2 separate regions of the Homo sapiens genome follow, and region 2 is linked to region 1. A link is an interaction called in ENCODE POLR2A ChIA-PET data of the cell type or tissue named here. Cell type or tissue: PC-9. All regions are shown on one strand. Links, peaks and the distances in the headings refer to the core of each region. The heading gives the core; the rest is flanking DNA.

Region 1 (9,043 bases), core at 757-8,756:
AGTAGCCGTCTCAGTTATCAGATCAAAAAGAGTATGCTGCCCTGGTCCCAGCTACTCAGGAGGCTGAGGCTGGAGGATCCCTTGAGCCTAGGAGTTTGAGGCTGCAATCAGCTACCATCATGCCTGTGAATAGCTACTGCACTCCAGCCTGGGCAACATAGCAAGACCCTGTCTCAAAAACAAACGAACAAAAAATCAAAACTTAGTATAATATATACATAAACTGTAGTGTTGAAACTCTCCTTTGTCAGGTCTTGTCTTTTTACTCATATTCTTATTTTTTAAATATACTTGCTGCCATTAATTTGGAGTTTTCTATTTTAATTTATTTTAGACTGATTTACTGTCATGGAATTATTCTTCAACTTACTATTTTTTTTATGTAATTATAATGTCTGCAGTAATTTTGCAATATTATATCATCAATACCCATATAAGCACAATTAAATAGGGTTCAGTATTATCCATGGTTTCAGGCATCCACCGGGGTCTTGAACTACTATAGCCCTCTGACCCTTAAAATAAAATGGTCCTGTGGGATTGACTTCCAGGGCAGTAACATCTGGAAAAGCCATGGAGACCAAGTCCCAGGTACAGCGAGTGTTGTAAGAATGAGGATTTCAAGGACTGAGGAGAGTGGTGGAAACCAACCACCAAGCTACCCTAAACGCCTGGCAGCTGCAAGATGGAAGAAAAGAGGATGCAGGCAGCTGGCTCGTGACTGGGATTCATGAGAGAAAAGCCATACAGGTCCTGGTAGGCTGGGAGGGGCCACACTCATCCCCTCACTCCCTTCCTCATGCCCTCCCTCACTGCCTTATTCAATAGTTATTGAGCTCCTCCTGTGGCCAGCACTACCAGGTACTGGAGGATTTAGCACCCCTATCAAGGATTCCTTTCTTTATTCTCCCTAAAGGCCCCTTTCTGGGAACAACAACGTCTCCCTCTACTGCCCCTGCAAAAAACAAAATAAAATTGCCCTTAAGAAATGATCAATTAACTTTCACATTTTCTTGGGTTCAAATAATAGCTCTGCCTTTGGTGAAGTTTATGACCTATTTCTTTCTCCTCTTTACCCTCAGTTTCCTTATCGGGAAAAATGGACATATCAACAATATCAACCTCAGAGAAATGAACAACACATTGTAATATACATCGAAAGATTCTTAGCACAATGTTCAGCACCTAACCAAGGCCCAGTAAGGCAAGATACCTTTTACTTCTTGTACTTTTTTTCTTCTTTATTATTATTCTCCTTGTTCCCTGTTTTCTTCCTAAAAACTATGCCTCAAAACCCTTGGTCCTCTTTGTGAGAATTCAGAGGCAAAGGAGGGAGGAGGTTTCCCAGATCTCACTGAGGGAAGAGGCTGAGGTGGGAAGCTGCCCACCACCGTGGTCACCTGACATGCACAGGGAAGTCAGGGCCCTGGGAGGCTTTCTGGAGAGATCAAGGCAGAGTCGGGGCCCTTTAGGTTTAGTTCAAACCGTAGTCAGGATTCTGTGCTGTTGTTGCTGCTCCGCCAGCCTGCACATCACCCTCACCGCACTTGTTTTCTCTTGTTTAATTGCTCATCTCCTCCACTAGAAGGCAGGAACTCTGTGGGTTTAGCTTTCTTTTTTATTGTTTTGTTTTGTTTTGTTTTGTTTGTTTTGTTTTGAGACAGTCTTGCTCTTGTTTCCCAGGCTGGAGTGCAATGGCGCGATCTCAGCTCACTGCAACCTGGGCCTCCCAGGTTCAAGCGATTCTCCTGCCTCAGCCTCTCAAGTAGCTGGGATTGCAAGCATGTGCCACCATGCCCAGCTAATTTTTGTATTTTTAGTAGAGACGGGGTTTTACGATATCGGCCAGGCTGGTCTTGAACTCCGACTTCAGGTGATCGATCCACCTGCCTCGGCCTCCCAAAGTGCTGGGATTATAGGCGTGAGCCACCACGCCTGGCCTCTAGCTTTCTACTGAATGCCCAGTGCCACAAGCACCACGCATGGAGAACACGCTTAAACGTTTGTTGAATAAACAAACTGGGACAACTATGCTGAGTAAGAAATAAAATTCATTTGCTCGTAGTAAAAAAAAAAAAAAAACAAATCCAGTGTTTACTTAGCTCTAATCTGAGCAACATAATTATAGTCAAAGGTTGGATGATAGACTCACCACTTAAGCAAAGCCTGTGTCCATCATTACGCACTTTCATGTTGGCCCATGAGAGTAGCAAAAGAAAATGCTGGATGCTGTTTTCTTGCAGAGCTTTAACCATCAGCTCCTAGTGCTGACACTGTCATTTGAGACAGCCCTCTGAAATCCAGCTCCACTTCAGGAAATGGCCAAAAGGATGCCAGCTCTGGGCTGTGTTTCTTCAGTGTTCTGGGATTTACCCTCACACTAAAGTGGAAGTGCCTATTACACAGGCCTGGGGTTGAGCGGGTGTAGTTTCGGTCAGGAAGCCATTCTAGTCTGTTCTCCTCACTCCTCAGGCCTGGTGTCCCCTCTCATTCCCTGCCTCGCCCCAGTTATTCTGACAGCCTCAGGAGGGCGCTCTTATATAAGCGGCACCGTGGGTAGTAGGATACATACTGGAATAGTAACAGCTTTCTATGGGCTAACTACTTTCTTACATTATCTCGTGTCCTTTTTAAATTTTATTTTATTTTAAGTTCTGGGGTAAATGTGCAGGAGGTGCAGGTTTGCTCCATAGGTAAATGTGTGCCATGGTGGTTTGCTGCACCTATCAATCCATCACCTAGGTATTAAGCCCAGCATGCATTAGCTATTTATCCTGATGCTCTCCCTCCCCCCGCCTGCCCTCCACAGGCCCCAGTGTGCGTTGTTCCCCTCCCTGTGTCCATGTTCTCATGGTTCAGCTCCCACTTATAAGTGAGAACATGCAGTATTTGGTTTTCTGTTCCTGTGTTAGTTTGCTGAAGATAATGGCTTCCAGCTCCATCCATGTCCCTGCAAAGGGCATCTCATGTTCTTTTCACAGTGATCCTGTAAGAGAAACACTAGTATTATTTCCATGCTATATATGAGGAAACTGAGGCTGAGAGACAATGAAAACTTGCCCAAGGTCACTCAGCTGCTAAATAGCAAAGCCAAGACTTGAGTTGTAATCTTCACATTAGGCTGCATCCTAGTGTTTTGGTGTGACCCAAAGACTCCTCCAGGTATCCCCAGAGAGCCTCCAGAGCCAGAGCATGGTCAGCCTCAGTCGTTTCCTTGTTCTAAACATCATATAAGCAAACAATACCATGCAGACTTTTTTTTTTTTTTTTTTTGACAGAGTCTCTCTCTGTCACCCAGTCTGGAGTGCAGTAATGCAATCTCGACTCACTGCAGCCTCTGCCTCCCGGTTTCAAGTGATTCTCCTGCCTCGGCCTCCTGAGTAGCTGGGATAACAGGCGCCTGCCACCACACCTGGCTAATTTTTGTATTTTCAGTAGAGACGGGGTTTTGTCATGTTGGCCAGGCTGGTCTCGAACTCCTGACCTCAGGTGATCCGCTCACCTCAGCCTCTCAAAGTGCTGGATTACAAGTGTGAGCCACCGCGCCTGGCCCCATGCAAATACTTCACACAATATGTGCTTCACATAGACAAGAATTCAAGAACTGTCTATAAGTTTATATACATCAAAAATAAGTCACATGAAAAATATTTTTGGAAACAGACAGAAGTCAGTTTGAAGCCAAAATATATTGTCTTGGACGAGTCTAACCTCTGTAAGCTTCAGTGGGGATAATGCCTTGCTCACACGGCAGGTGAAATGATCAACAGAGACAATGTATGGGAAGCACCTGGCCTGCAGGGGGCCCAGCAAGCATGGGTTCCTTTGTCTTCTTTGCTGCACTGCTGGGAGCAATAGGGGCAGTGTTGAATGTGAGCCAGCAGTAGGCTGGTGCAGAAGCCTTGTGCTTCTCTGCTGTTAACACCCATTTCTGCCCTGGACCCTCAGGGCACTAATCCTATGGTCATAACCAGTTTCCTCATTGCTTTGCTATTTTCTGCGGTCACATTCCCAGCTTCTTGGGTCATCATTCCTACAGAAACCAATGGGTGTAACACAGGCCATAAGTCACGGGCAGCAATGGAAAGCTCTGAGTTCTTCCAGAACGACAGTATAAAGCCAAACAAAACAAAACAGATCCCTTCTAAAGGGATAAGACAAAAGCAAAAAGGCTGAAATCCAACATCATGAAGTTCAAGTTTCCAAAGCATGAACAGATTAGTTGCATGATTTTCCTCTTAACTTCAGAATCTTAAACCAAAAAACTAAAACAAAACAAAAGCAGTTAATAACTTCCTCGAAAGAATGAAGAAGTATCTTTAAAAAAAAAAAAAAAGGAACTGCAGACCAGCCTGGCCAACATAGTGAAACCCCGTCTCTACTAAAAATACTATATATATATATAATATATATATTAGCCAGGCATGGTGGTGGAGGCCTGTAGTCCTAGCTACTCGGGAGGCTAAGGCAGGAGAATCGCTTGAACCCAGGAGGCGGAGGTTGCAGTGAGTTGAAATCACACCACTGCACTCCAGCCTCGGTGACACAGTGAGACTCTGTCTCAAAAATAAAAATAAATAAATAAATAAATAAATAAAAACCTGCTAAGAACTATCTTGGGAGTGATTCAGCCATAAAGAAGAAGAGGAAGATAGAAGAGTAATCATATTTTCAACTTTATATTCCAATAACCATGCCCCGCTCTAGGGCAATACCTCTTAGAGCCACTGCTTTTCCTTAGTACCACCCCCAAATATATTTTCTGGCTAGATTATTTCCACCTTGCCCATGACTTAGAATTATCCTTTTTTTTTAATTCCCTAACAAACTTCTTTTCTTGAGTAGATTTCTATTCAAGTCTAGCCAGTAAAAAGGGTGGCCTTCCATGACCTTGCCTAAATTTTTGGTGCTTAGTTCTGATAAAATTCAAATATATTTCCAGAAAAAAATGCTAAGTCATTAAGATCATACCTTATTAAAAATATTCTGGGATAATTTTATTCTGCATTCTTTTTTTTTTCTTTTTTTTTTTTTTTTTTGAGATGGAGTCTCGCTCTCTGGCCCAGGCTGGAGTGCAGTGGCACGATCTCAGCTTACTGCAACCTCCGCCTCCCGGGTTCACGCCATTTTCCTGCCTCAGCCTCCTGAGTAGCTGGAACTACAGGCACCCGCCACCATGCCCAGCTAATTTTTTGTATTTTTAGTAGAGACGGGGTTTCACTGTGTTAGCCAGGATGGTCTCGATCTCCTGACCTTGTGATCCGCCTACCTCAGCCTCCCAAAGTGCTGGGATTACAGGCATGAGCCACCATGCCCGGCCTGATTCTGCATTCTTTTGGCTTAAACTTTACCATGTGCATTTTGGTTAACTGCAGTACATGTACCTAGCATGCCCCGAATTGGAAAACAAACTCTTTCTAAGCCTCTGTGTTTAAAAATTATTTCTCCTTTCTGGGGAGAGAAATTAGGAAGCTATAGAATGTTAGTGCTATAAAGATAAAGAAACTGAGGCCCAAGGAAATGAAATGCCTTGTTCAAGCCCACAGAGCCTTTCTACAGTTCTTCCCAGAGGATATCTGTCAATTTATTTTGGATTCCTGTATGAAGAGCATTCAGCTTCCCCGAGTTAATGGATTATTGACTGATGTTCAGAAAAATGCATAAAGAGGTTCGCAGTGTTTCCACTGTGAGAAACTCTTTTACTCCTTCTCAGTGGGGGTGCTAAGAGCATTTGGGGCAGGACAATTCTTCATGCAGAGGTCCTAAGAGTTTCAGGATGTTAGCATTTCCAGTCCAACAATGGTAAGTCTAGCATTTCCAGTCCACCTAATGGGAATTCTAGGATCACAACAAAGAGAATCCTCACTCTCCTCCCTACCCTGTCTTCCCCTGGGTCTTCTATAATACTCTCCTCAAAAATAATAATTCTTTTTTTTTTTTCAAAGTTTCTTGAGCATCCAGAAATAGCCACGAGTGATGTTTATTCATTCACTAGCTTCAGGCATATGGTGCAAGATGAAGCAGGAGGCAACTAGGCCCAGTGTTTTCAGAACTCCTCAGGACACCCAAACAGCTATTTGCTACTTACTTTGGGAGGTGCAAGAACCTGCTTAACACTTTCCTTGTCTTTATGGTAATCACTCCCCAGTAGGAGTGCTGGCAGGGGCTGCTTACATGACAGGATCTCCAGAGATTACCCAGCCCAAGAACTTCCTTTGAAAATCAGAGCCTAAATGTGAAGCGTTGAGCCCAAGGTCAAACAGCTCATCTATTGCAGAACCAGATCTTGGCATAGTCTTTCTTCTAGTCCCAGAGGCAGCCTTCCCTTATGCGACAGCTTTTCCAAGGGTTATGCTGGTTATGTAACTAGACTACTCAGGGTTCCAACACCAATCGCCTCATAGGAGTTCTGTACTCAGGCAGTTATTGCCTGCTCCTGTGTGAATAAGATCAGATTACCTTTGCTCCAGGAAATCACTCCGATCCAAGGAGATGGTGCTGTGGAGCGATTAAGAGCATGTGACACTAATGTCTGAATGCCTCACTTTCAAGCCAGCACAGCCTCTTATTCTTGGGCAAGCTGCCTAGCCTCTCCATGCCTCAGTTTGCTCATATGAAAAATGGGGGCAAATTAACCAAACTATGTTACAATAATTAAATGAGGTAATTATTCTAATGCACCTACCGCAGGGTCTGGCACATTATAAGGATGTGTTAAAGGTTGGTTATTGTTGTTGTCGTCATTGTCATTGTCATCATCATCATGAATTACATTGTTTTTCCTTTGCTGGGAATTGAACCAGGGAGAGAAAGCAGGGCTGGTTCATTTTCTCCCACCAGCATGAGCCAGAGGAGGCGCTTCCCTTGGGGACATAAGCAATAAACTCCAATCAATGGTTAATTCAGGTTCTGCTTGAGTTTAAAGGCAGGTATAGAAATGTATAAATTCAGCATACTTAACTTTGGTAATAAAAATTAAGAAAAACTCTATTTTTTAAGAGCAAAGTACCAGCCCACATCTCTAAACTAACTTTTCTCTTTTATAAGACCATTTTAACTGTTTCTGCTAGGTAATGATCATTTAATCAAGGGCATAAAAAGATAAATAAATTGTGGGTACTGCCTTCAAGGAGGCTTTCTTAAATATTTATTTTTTAATTGACAAATAATAAGTGTACATATGCATGGGGCACATAGCGATGTTTTGATACATCAGGGTAATCAGCATATCCATCATCTCAGATATTTATCATTTCTTTGTGTTGGGAACATTCAATATCCTCTTTCTAGCTATTTGAAACTCTATTATTGTTAACTATTGTCATTCTACAGTGGTATAGAACGCTAGAACTTATTCCTCCTATCTAGTTGTAATTTTATGTCCTTTAACAAAACTTTCTGTATGCCCTCCACCTCCCCCTACCCTTCCCAGCCTCTAGTATCCTCTGTTCTACTTTTTACTCCTATGAGATCAACTTTTTTAAGCTTCCACGTATGAATGAGAACATGTGGTGTTTAACTCTCTGTTTTTGGCTTATTTCCGTTAACATAACGTCCTCCAGTTCCAACATCCATGTTGCCATGAATGGCAGGATTTCACTGTTTTTTAATGGCTAAATAGTATTCCATGGTGTGTATATGCTACATTTTCTCTATCTATTCATCTGTTGTTGGACATCTAACTTGATTCCATATCTTGATTATTGCGAATAGTGCTGCAGTAAACATGGGAGTGCGGAGGTCTCTACAAGGAGGCTTTTAAAGGCAGAACTTGCCGCCTTTCTTCCCATTCGCTTGGGTGTCATTCCGTGACAGGTTTGGAATCTTGATAAACTAAATAGAGCCATGGCTGAAATTCTCCTTGTTTCACTAGCCCTCCTGCTTCCTTCCCTGCAGACCACCATTCCTAATGGGATGGTTCCCCAGGCTTCAAGCTCTTCCCAGTTCTCTTTAAGCCCGGTCAGCTGCTTTCTGCTGAAGAGTGGAAGGATACATTCAACATGTTTTTAAATTTTCTGTATCCTGATGCTTTGACACCTGGGGCTGTGCTGATGACCCTGGAGGGACTGCCACTCCCAGGGTTAGCCAATTCCGAGAAACAGTAAATGACTCACGTGGGAGGGCGCACCTTTCCTATGCAAACCAACCGATCCAGTATCCATACCCCCAATCACTTCCTTTATTGGGCCGTCTCTCGGGGCCACCATCCACCTACTCTAATCACCCCAGGGCCAGTAACAGACAACTAGGGACAGTCCCTGTGCCCCAAAGTTCACTGAACTTATTCAAAGGAGCCAATCCTGAGCCTGTTTACCCTGTCTTGCATTACCATTCCTGCAGAAATCACAATAAAGGCTCTTGTCTGCATTTTCCCCTTGCTCCCTCGGGCCCCTGACCAGCCCTGATGCTTCCCCATATGCCCCCACTGCATGACAAGCTGTGCCTCCTGTTTTATACCCATGGGGAACTCTCTAGAATTTCATAGGGAGCTTTTAACAGCCATACCCTAGACCAATTAAATCAGAACCTCTAGGAATGTGACCCAAACTTTAAGTATTTTTTTTAATTCCCCAGGTGATTCGAAAGTGTAGCCAACTTTGAGAATGGGTGCTTTAAAACATCCCCATCGACGTTTTCATAGTACACATTTCTAAGTTAAAAAATCTTTCCCATAGTAATCTCCAATGTCTTCCTTCAAATACTAAAAAATGTGGAGGGTACTTTAACTTAGAATCTTACCCTCTCCCCTATCTGCTGCCACTTATATCTACATTTATGCCTCAATTGCATAATTATCCATGAGGGAGATCAGATTTTGCCAATAAAAAAGATTTTACCCAAGACAGTGAGGAACTTTTGGTGAAGAAGGGGTTAAGATGATAGCCAGCCCAGTTGCATGCTGGGAATTGTAGTACAATAGTAGCGCCCAGCCAGTGAGGTGCTACCAGCTCCGAAGCAGCTCACGGTATCCCTCATTCCACACAGCCCATCAGAGAGGCAGTGTCCAGCAGTGGCTAATGCTGTGGACATCAGAGCCAGGACA
Region 2 (9,043 bases), core at 692-8,691, 340 kb before region 1:
GGCCATTTGACAAGACTTGACACAGGTGATGTTGATTACTTCCATTATCTCACATGAGGACACCACATCATTTTTGTTCCTATTATTGGTGATAACAAGTTTAATATTACTTGGTTAAAAAGATATATACAGGCTAGGATTTTTTTTTTTTTTTTTTTTTTTGACGGAGTCTCTCTCTGTTGCCCAGGCTGGAGTGCAGTGGCACGATCTTGGCTCACTGTAACCTCCGCCTCCAGGCTTTAAGCAATTCTCCTGCCTCAACCTCCCGAGTAGCTGGGATTACAGCCACCCATCACCATGCCAGGCTAATTTTTTGTTGTGAGACAGAGTCTCGCTCTGTCACCCAGGCTGGAGTGCAGTGGCCCAATCTTGGCTCACTGCAACCTCCGCCTCCCAGGTTCAAGCAATTCTCCTACCTCAGCCTCCTGAGTAGCTGGGACTACAGGTGTGTGCCACCACACCCGGCTAATTGTTTGTATTTTTAGTAGAGACGGGGTTTCACCATGTTGTCCAGGCTGGTCTTGAACTCCTGATCTCCAATGATCTACCCACCTCGGCCTCCCAAAGTGCCAGTATTACAGGCGTGAGCCACCACGCCTGGCCAGGCTAGAAATTTTTTTAGTAAACCTCTTTTATATATATATATATATATATATATATATTTGTTTTTATCATCTTACTTTTGTTTCTCCTATCCCGTAAAATTTTTTTATCGATTAATGTACTGGACTTCTCTTTTGCCAAGAGGTCTAATCCCCCTCAAACTCATTAAAATGGGAAAATTCTGAGGAAGGTGGAGATGTTTGCTGGGCTCCTGGGAATGCAGCTGAGTCAACAGGAAGCCTGCATTATCAATGCATAGACAGGGTTTACGCGTTAGGCCCAAGTAATCCAGCATCTTGCCTCCTCCCCACCCATCCAGTCTTGCCCTCCAACGTGAATCTCTCTGCCTTCCCTGAAGTCCATTTCCAGTGCCCCATCTCTGTGCAGCCCCTACCTCTCATGAGAATGTGTATACTACTGTACTTGGCTGCCTGCTGTCGTCTGCGATTCCTTTGAGGGGAGAGGTTAGAGGTTAGAGGTGAGAAGAAAATAGGACCTTCTGCAGAGCTGGAAGCCAGTTTGAACGAAGAGGAAGAAATAGAAACGCGGCATAGAAGAAATCATTTCTTTTCTGAATAAAGAAGTAGGAAAAAAAAAAGGACAAACGCCAGAGCTGGGATTAGAGCCGTAGGGAATGAAGAGGTAGTGTGGTAAGACAGGCCTGGGCTGGAGAACAGAGCAGGAGACATAGGCCTGAGGAATCCCAGAAATGTGTCTCCTCAGCACAGTTGGCCAAGACTCTGAAAAGTTCCCTAAATATATCATTTCTCCCCACAGCCCAGTCATGGAGTTTTGTGGCATTTGAGATGATTGTCAAGGTATCATGTATTTTTGAGGAGTGTTATAAAAGAGGGCAGTAGAACAGGCTAAGTTCTCAGTATGGGAGGCAGGGCGCAGTGGCTCATGCCTGTAATCCCAGCACTTTGGGAGGCCAAGGTAGGTGGAACACCTGAGGCCAGGAGTTTGAGACCAGCCTGGGAAACATGGCAAAACCCCATCTTTACTAAAAATACAAATATTAGCTGAGCGTGGTGGTGTGTGCCTGTAGTCCCAGCTACTTGCGAGGCTGAGGTGAGAGAGGATTGCCTTAGCCTGGGAGGTGGAGGTTGCAATGAGCTGAGATTGCACCACCACACTCCAGCCTTGGCAACAGAGACTCTGTCTCAAAAAAAAAAAAAAAAAAAAAAAAAGGCCGGGTGTGGTGGCTCACGCCTGTAATCCCAGCACTATGGGAGGCCGAGGTGGGTGGATGACGAGGTCAAGAGATCGAGACCATCCTGGCCAACATGGTGAAACCCCGTCTCTACTAAAAATACAAAAAAAAAAAAAATTAGCTGGGCGTGGTGGCGGGCGCCTGTAGTCCCAGCTACTCGGGAGGCTGAGGCAGGAGAATGGCGTGAACCCAAGAGGCAGAGCTTGCAGTAAGCCAACATCACGCCACTGCACTCCAGCCTGGGCGACAGAGCCAGACTCTGTCTCAAAAAAAAAAAAAAAAAAAAATTTATCAGTATGGGGGGCAAAACAAACAAAGCCCCTGTGTGCTAATAACTGCTTTCCTTTAACATATATTATTTTTGCAGCCAAGTACGTTTTGACACCTCTAAAAAACTGGATTAGTCACGAGAGTTGTCCCTCAGAGACACCCTGCTAATTAGAATAAGCAAAGGTAGATTTAGGAGACATCATGTCCTCTCTCATAAGGGTCGAAGGGATCATCAAGAAGTTATCACAAAAACACCAGAAAGGCAACAGCATCTCTGAGAACCACTGACAGAGGGGACCAGGTAATTTTCCTTTTTTTAAAGGCATCTCACTATATTGCCCAGGCTGGTCTTGAAAATCTGGGCTCAAGCACTCCTCCCGTCTCAGCCTCTTGAGTGTTGGGATTACAGGTGTGTACCCCCATACCTGCTTAGCCTTGGATCTTCACATCATTTAGCTTTTAGATATCTAAAAGCTAGATATCTTTTAGATTGTCCCAAGTGAACAATTTTATTTAAATAAATGCTGGCCGGGCGCGGTGGCTCATGCCTGTAATCCCAGCACTTTGTTGGCGGGTGGATCACTTGAGTTCAGGAGTTCGAGACCAGACTGACCAACATAGTGAAACCTCTACTGAAAATATAAAATTAGCCAGGTGTGGTGGTGCATGCCTGTAATCCCAGCGACTTGGGAGGCTGAGGCAGAAGAATCACTTGAACCCCGGAGGTGGAGGTTGCAGTGAGCCGAGATCACGCCACTGCACTCCAGCCTGGGCAACAAGAGCGAAATTCCATCTCAAAAAAAAAAAAAAGCTATATTTGTTACTTACCTATTTCTCCTTTTCCAATAGCAGAAGTGGGTTTACCATGAAGCTTAAACTCCAGGGCTTTTTCCAAGACCCTGCCATGCGTTCACATGGTCACACCTAGTTTTGTTCCTGTGATCTCTACTTGGAACTCAGTGGTGTCTTCACCAGTGAAGCTGCTCCCGTGTTTCCCTCCCCAGTGGGACTCATGAGCAGAAACATGCCCTCTCAACCCCTTTACCTCATCAAAAAAAGGGTTGTTTCCTCTCTTGATTCTTGTTCGGTGTGTCTGGCCACAGACGTGAACTTTGACCACAGGCCTTATGTTGTTACCACTTAACTGTCGGCCCTCAATCACTCGGACGCGGATCTGCAGCACAGAAGGGGGATGGTTACCCAACCTTTCCCAGCACGTGGGATCCTTAGGATCCTCAGGTGTTGCTTCATTTCCTTCACCTATTAGGATTGCTAACACCAGGCCAGGGCAGCTTTGTGCTATACCAGGTGCTACCAATTGGGTGGAGCCACCTAGGGTCATTCCCAAGATGGGAACTGGGGTTGGGTTATAGAGACCAAGAGCAGCTGTAGGGATGAAATCATTCAAAGCCGGCCTGGGAAAGGGCAGGGCAGGTGGAGGTCACTGCTCAGACTCCAGTCATGCACCTGGTCTTGCTGAGCCTAGTGATGAACTAACTCCATAGCTGCCTTCCAAATCTAAGACAGGGCCCAGAGCTGCGAAAAACACAGTATTTGCGCTTCTATTCTTTGATTAGCTCTTTCCTTCTGCCAAAGGGAAGGAGAATTATAGTTTTATTTCTCTGGAGACCATCAGCTGGCTAGACTAAACCCACTTGTGCCTGCAGAAGAAAGATGGAGAGCTTTTCTTACTGGGTTTATACACTGACATCTCTCTTTACCGGTTGAGCCATTGTCCATTGGAATAGGTCCACTGAAACATCACTGCAATTGCCAGAAGATGGGCAATATAAAGATTAAACAAAGAAGCAGAACGCCAGGCCGTTGCTACCTGGAAGTCCTGTGGCTTATTTGACAGCATCCGCCGGCTGTTCTTTACTTTGGTGAGCCTCCGAGCAAGCTGAGCTTCCGACACCGTCCCAACTGGCCCCTTGGGCCCAGGGCCCCTGACTGCATTGTCCAACCTGTCTTCATCACCTTCATCTTCTTCCCCATCTCCTAAAATATCAGAAAGAAACCCAGTGAGGGATAGCCCTTATCCTGTAAATGTCCAAAGGCTCAGGTTTCCAGGACACGGTTTTGTCTGCCATTATGTTTTAAGTGTTCCTAAAGTGGCAGGTGAAGGAGATCCTCTTGGTGACACTGACTTGGGACTTCTTGTGACTTGGAAAAATTCTTTAGGAAAATGTGTTCACAGTACATCGGGGCTGTTGCTCAGGTTGCCTTCGAAGAGACCAAGAGAATGGCAGAGATCACAGGGACAATGAGAGGAGATGGCACCGTTGGACCCAGCCAGGGATTGCTGAGTTCTCATTAGTGTTAGGATGGAAAAAGGAAGAAACATCACGGAACACTGCAGTCTTGCAATGACAAGCTTCAACTCCATCCCTCCCACTGCAGATCTTCTCTCTAGAGATCTGCTCGTGATCTATTTGTACTGTTTCCTGCTTGAGCCTCCTAATTCACAACTGCTCTTTCCACCCTAATGGCAGAAGAGAAACTCTCCTCATTTTCTTGCCAAGCACCAAGGTGATCATCTTGCTCTTCCTTCCTCCTCCTGGTTTGTCACTTTAACACACACGTGTCCCCTCCTTTATCCCTCTACCTTCCCTCTGCACTCAGGAAAAGGTTTACCCTGCTCAGCAGAGTGAAAATCTCAACCCTCTGCCATGCATTAGATCCTGCTACCTCCTGAATATTTGCAGATCCTACTACCTCCTGATTATTTTCAGGCTCCCCAAATGTCTCCTCTCTCTTGTGTACCTCTGGGGGTTCCGTCTCTATTGCAGCTTTTCCTCTGCCTTCAAGTAGACACAGATCTTTCTCTCCCTACAAAACCAAAAACCAAAAATCAACTCTGCCTACTACCTCTCCTCTTTCTTTTATTCACGAGCTCTTTGAAACTCGCTGACAAACTTTAGCTTTTCTTTTCTTAATACACAAAGAGTTAGAACTTCTGGTAATCTGTACAATATAATCTAAGAGAGCCTAGAAGACAAGCCACCCTGTCTAGAACCCTGCTTTTGGATTCTGAAACTCCTTCTCTACGATGCAAGATTATGAAAGAGATTTAATTTCCAAGGACAGTCACCTGTCAGTCATTCACATCCTGGTATGAATGAGTTTCATCAGATTACTATGTAGCATAGCTCTTGAAATCTTGGGCTCTGAAGCCACGTGGCCTAGGCTCAATCCACTCCCCACCCTCCACTTTCGAGCTATGTGAGTCTGAGTAAGTTTCTTAATTTCTCTAAGCTTCAGTTTCTTCATTTGTAAAGAGGGGAAAATAATAGTATTTACCACAGGGTTACTGTAAAGGTGTAATTATCTATAGGCGAAGCCTTTAGCACAGTATCTGGCATACAGAAGCACCCAATAAATTAACTGTTTATTTTTTAGTTTTGCTGTGTAATCAGTTTTGGTTGGTGTCTTCACCTGCTTGGGCTGCTATAACAAAATACCACAACCTGGGTGGCTTTTAGAAAACAGAAATTTATTTCTCACAGTTCTGGAGGTGGGGAAGTCCAAGATCAAGGCACCGGCGGATTCAGTGTCTGGTGAGGGCCCACTTCTTGGTTTGCAGTTGGAGCCTTCTCTGCCTCCCATGATGGAAGAAGCAAAGGAGCTCCCTTGAGCCCATTTTGATCACGGCACTAATCCCATGCATGAGGGCTCTGGCCCCGTGACCTAATCACCTCCCTAAAGGCCTCACTGCCTAATATCATCACGTTCAGGGTTAGGATTTCAATGTGTGAATTGTGGAGGGACACAACCATTCAGACCACTGCAATTGGAAGGGGCTTCTTCTGGAGCACAGGACACTTCCTGGAACCAGCTATGGGGGGTGTGGGGATGGGGCACTGGAGCAGTCCATGGGCAGCACAGCAGGCAGGGGTCCCAAAGTGAGGAAGAGGCAGCCACAAGGGAAAAGGGGGCCTCCACATGCACTGCTTTGCAATTTAGCCCAGGGTGGGCCCTGCTCCTCATCATCCATTCATTCATGCTTCGCCCATCCTAGCCTGGCTTCTGTTCTTCAAAAGTCAATCACCTCTCTTTGCCAAGCTCCGTGCCCTTTTCTGTATCTCCATATTGGATCTTCCACAGCCTTGGACACCAGTGCTCATATACATATTTTTAGATCATTGCAGCTCTCCTCCCCCGATCTGCTTTTTCAGGTTCTTCTGTGGGCCCCTGTTTTTGTCTCCTACTCACTGAGTGTGACTCCCTACTCTGTCCTCTGATCCTTTGACTCAACACTCTGTAGATCCTCACTTCACACTTCCTTCAAGTAGCCATGGACCCACAGAATGTTGTCCTAGAAGGGACCTTAGAGATCCTTGATCCAACCTACCCTTCACCCCATTTTACAGACAGAAAAACTGAGGTCCAGAAAGCTAAGGCAACTTGCCTGTGGTTAAGTTATTAGAAGCTGAGCTAAAACCAGGACCAAGTTTTCACACTGCCTCTCTGGTATAAAACTGGGTTTAAAACCAGGCTGTAGGTGAAGGACATGTTATGCTCCTAGTACCTCAACATCTTTTTCAGGCTACTGGGAAAACCTCATGGAAGTCAAAGATAAGGAATCTTTGTCCTCTGCAAGATGATCTGGACCTCCTCTTGCCTATTCTTGAAGAGACTTCAAAAGAAGGGCTTACCTGCTGTCTCTCTTAGGGCACCTGGATCCAAGCTCTTGGAATCTTCTTCATCCTACTCTCTACCAGGTAAGTTCCTCTCCTTCTTAAGTTTCAGATGAAACTTACTGTCTTCCAACATGCCCTCCCCACCTCTTCCAGATGGAGTTAGTCCCGCTCTCTCCTACCCGCCACACATTGTTCTTTCTAGTCCTCACCACATAGTCTTGCACCTGCTTGTCAACCCATAGGCTTCCCCTACTCCCAGGCATTTCAGAAGCAAGGAGCTTGCCTTTGCTTCTTTGTTTCTGCCCCATGCCTTACAGAACTCATTACACAAAGTATATAGAAAGTGCTTGATAAATGTGGAATGAGTAAACAAATGGGAAGGGGAACAGGATCCCAGGCACAAATGTGCCTTCACATTTGGAAAAACTACTGAACAACTCTCAGGAAAGAACACCCAGATGGCTGAAGGGGTGCTCCTCCCAACCTTGGCACCAGCCTCGGGGAAGCACTGGGGGCCAGGCGCTTCCCCTCGGTAAACCTGTCCTGGACCGAGCAATGGCTGGGGCTGACAGCTGTTGGGTTCCTCCAAGCAGCGAAGACGAACTTCCTTCCATCATCCTGGGCCTAAGTGGTACTTCCTCCTTGCCATAATTATAGCATTTTAGGCTGGTGATTTGTACTTCCTCCTTGCCATAATTACAGCATTTTAGGCTGGTGATTGTTTATGGCAGTAAGCAGGAGAAAAAGTCGGGGTCAATCATACCCCTTTGCAATGCTGGACTCTGGACAAGTACTTATTACATTCTCAGTGGATGCTCTAGAATCAGCCTGCAGATAACAAAGAACGTCTTCTGCTATTCAGACTTTAGGCTAAAGGGATGGGTCAGAGGAAACCAGCCTAAGCCATGGTGACAGCCAGCCTCTGTGCCTTGCAGCAGAAGAATATTCAAGCAGGAAACCTCCCCTTTATGTGGCAGGAAGCTGCAGAGGATTAAACAATGGTACGGGCTCCACAAAGAATGCTATGGGTTCCACAAAGAATGAGGGGGCCCCTATGGCACTGTTAAACACACCCTGATGTGCAAGCTGTGTCATGAGTGAAATGCTAGCAGTTGTGCTGGCAGGCCCTGTTCGTGAGACCCAGGCCTGAATGTGATCCACAGCCAAGTGGATCTACAAAGAGCAACTCTTTCACAACCACAGAGGGCCACACCAAGTCAGGAATCACCCACTGAACAGGAAGCTGCTGGTTGTATTAGCTTCTGAAGGCTGTCGCAGGAAGTCCCACAAACTGGGTGACTTAAAACAATAGAAATGTATTCTCTGGCTAGGCGCAGGGGCTCACACCTCTAATCCCAGTACTTTGGGAGGCCGAAGCAGGAGGATCGCTTGAGCCCAAGAGTTTGAGACCAGCCTGGGCAACATAGGGAGACCCCCCATCTCTACAAAAAAAATTTAAAAACTAGCCGGGTGTGGTGGTGCACACCTGTAGTCTGAGCTATTCGGGAGGCTAAGATGGGAGGACCATCTGAGCCCAGGAGGTCGAGGCTGCAGTGAGCCATGATCATGCCCTTGCACTCTGTCCTGGGTGACAGAGCAAGGAAAGAAAAAGAAAGGTAAGAAAAAGAAAAGAAAAGAAAGAAATGTATTCCCCGACAGTTCCAAACCTTACAAGTATAAAATCAAGATGTTGGCAGAGACGTTCTCTCTCTGAAGCCTCGAGGGAAAAATCCTTCCTGTCTCTTCCTAGCCAGTGGCTCCCGGCAATCCTGAGCATGCCCTGCCTGTGGCTGCATAACTCCAGTCTCTGCCTCTGTGTGGTCACACAGCCTTTCTCCTTCTGTGTCCTCCCGTCTTCTCATAAGAACAAGTGGGCCAGGTTTGGCGGCTCACACCTGTAAACCCAGCACTTTGGGAGGCTGAGGCGGGTGGATCACCTGAGGCCAGGAGTTCAAGACCAGCCTGGTCAACATGGCAAAGCCCCGTTTCTACTAAAAATATTAAAAAATTAGCCAGGTGTGGTGGCGTGCACCTGTGGTCCCAGCTACTTGGGAGGCTGAGGCAGGAGAATCGCTTGAACCTGGAAGGCAGAGGTTGCAGTGAGCTGAGATCATGCCCCTGCACTCCAGCCTGGGCATCAGAGAGAGCCTCTGTCTCAAAAAACAAAACAAACAAACAAGAAACTACAGTCACTGAATTTAGTGTGACTTTATCTTAACTAATTACATCTGCAAAGACCCTGTTTCCAAATAAGGTCATATTCTGAGGTTCCATATAGACATGCATTTTAGAGGGCCACTATTCAGTCCACTAGAGA

Evidence for each region. Peaks named below come from ENCODE experiments on the same cell type or tissue, not always from the same donor. Only the 100,000 strongest peaks of a DNase experiment are listed, where the experiment ranks them.
Region 2: POLR2A ChIA-PET joins it to region 1 with 10 read pairs; 2 of 35 experiments call an interaction of 5 or more read pairs at or near these places.

The regions. Positions count from the first base shown.
Region 1 is chr10:93,743,122-93,752,164 of GRCh38, forward strand. It overlaps LOC101927013 (a long non-coding RNA gene), which reads right to left. Exons shown (of 3, transcript XR_246160.5): 2 at 6,686-6,863; 3 at 2,625-2,986. Among named protein-coding and RNA genes, the nearest start is that of LGI1, 10 kb to the right of the region's middle. RefSeq lists enhancers at 2,883-3,634, 5,981-6,963. In PC-9, for the core only: CTCF peaks have their summits at 2,486 (motif pointing right) and 3,776 (motif pointing right); DNase peaks (open chromatin) are centred at 3,970 and 6,430; H3K4me3 peaks cover 299 bases; H3K27ac peaks cover 3,593 bases.
Region 2 is chr10:93,405,656-93,414,698 of GRCh38, forward strand. It overlaps MYOF (myoferlin), which reads right to left. Exons shown (of 54, transcript NM_013451.4): 6 at 3,918-4,084; 7 at 3,132-3,260. Among named protein-coding and RNA genes, the nearest start is that of MYOF, 72 kb to the right of the region's middle. RefSeq lists an enhancer at 1,051-1,550. In PC-9, for the core only: no CTCF peak of the experiment used is centred there; no DNase peak of the experiment used is centred there.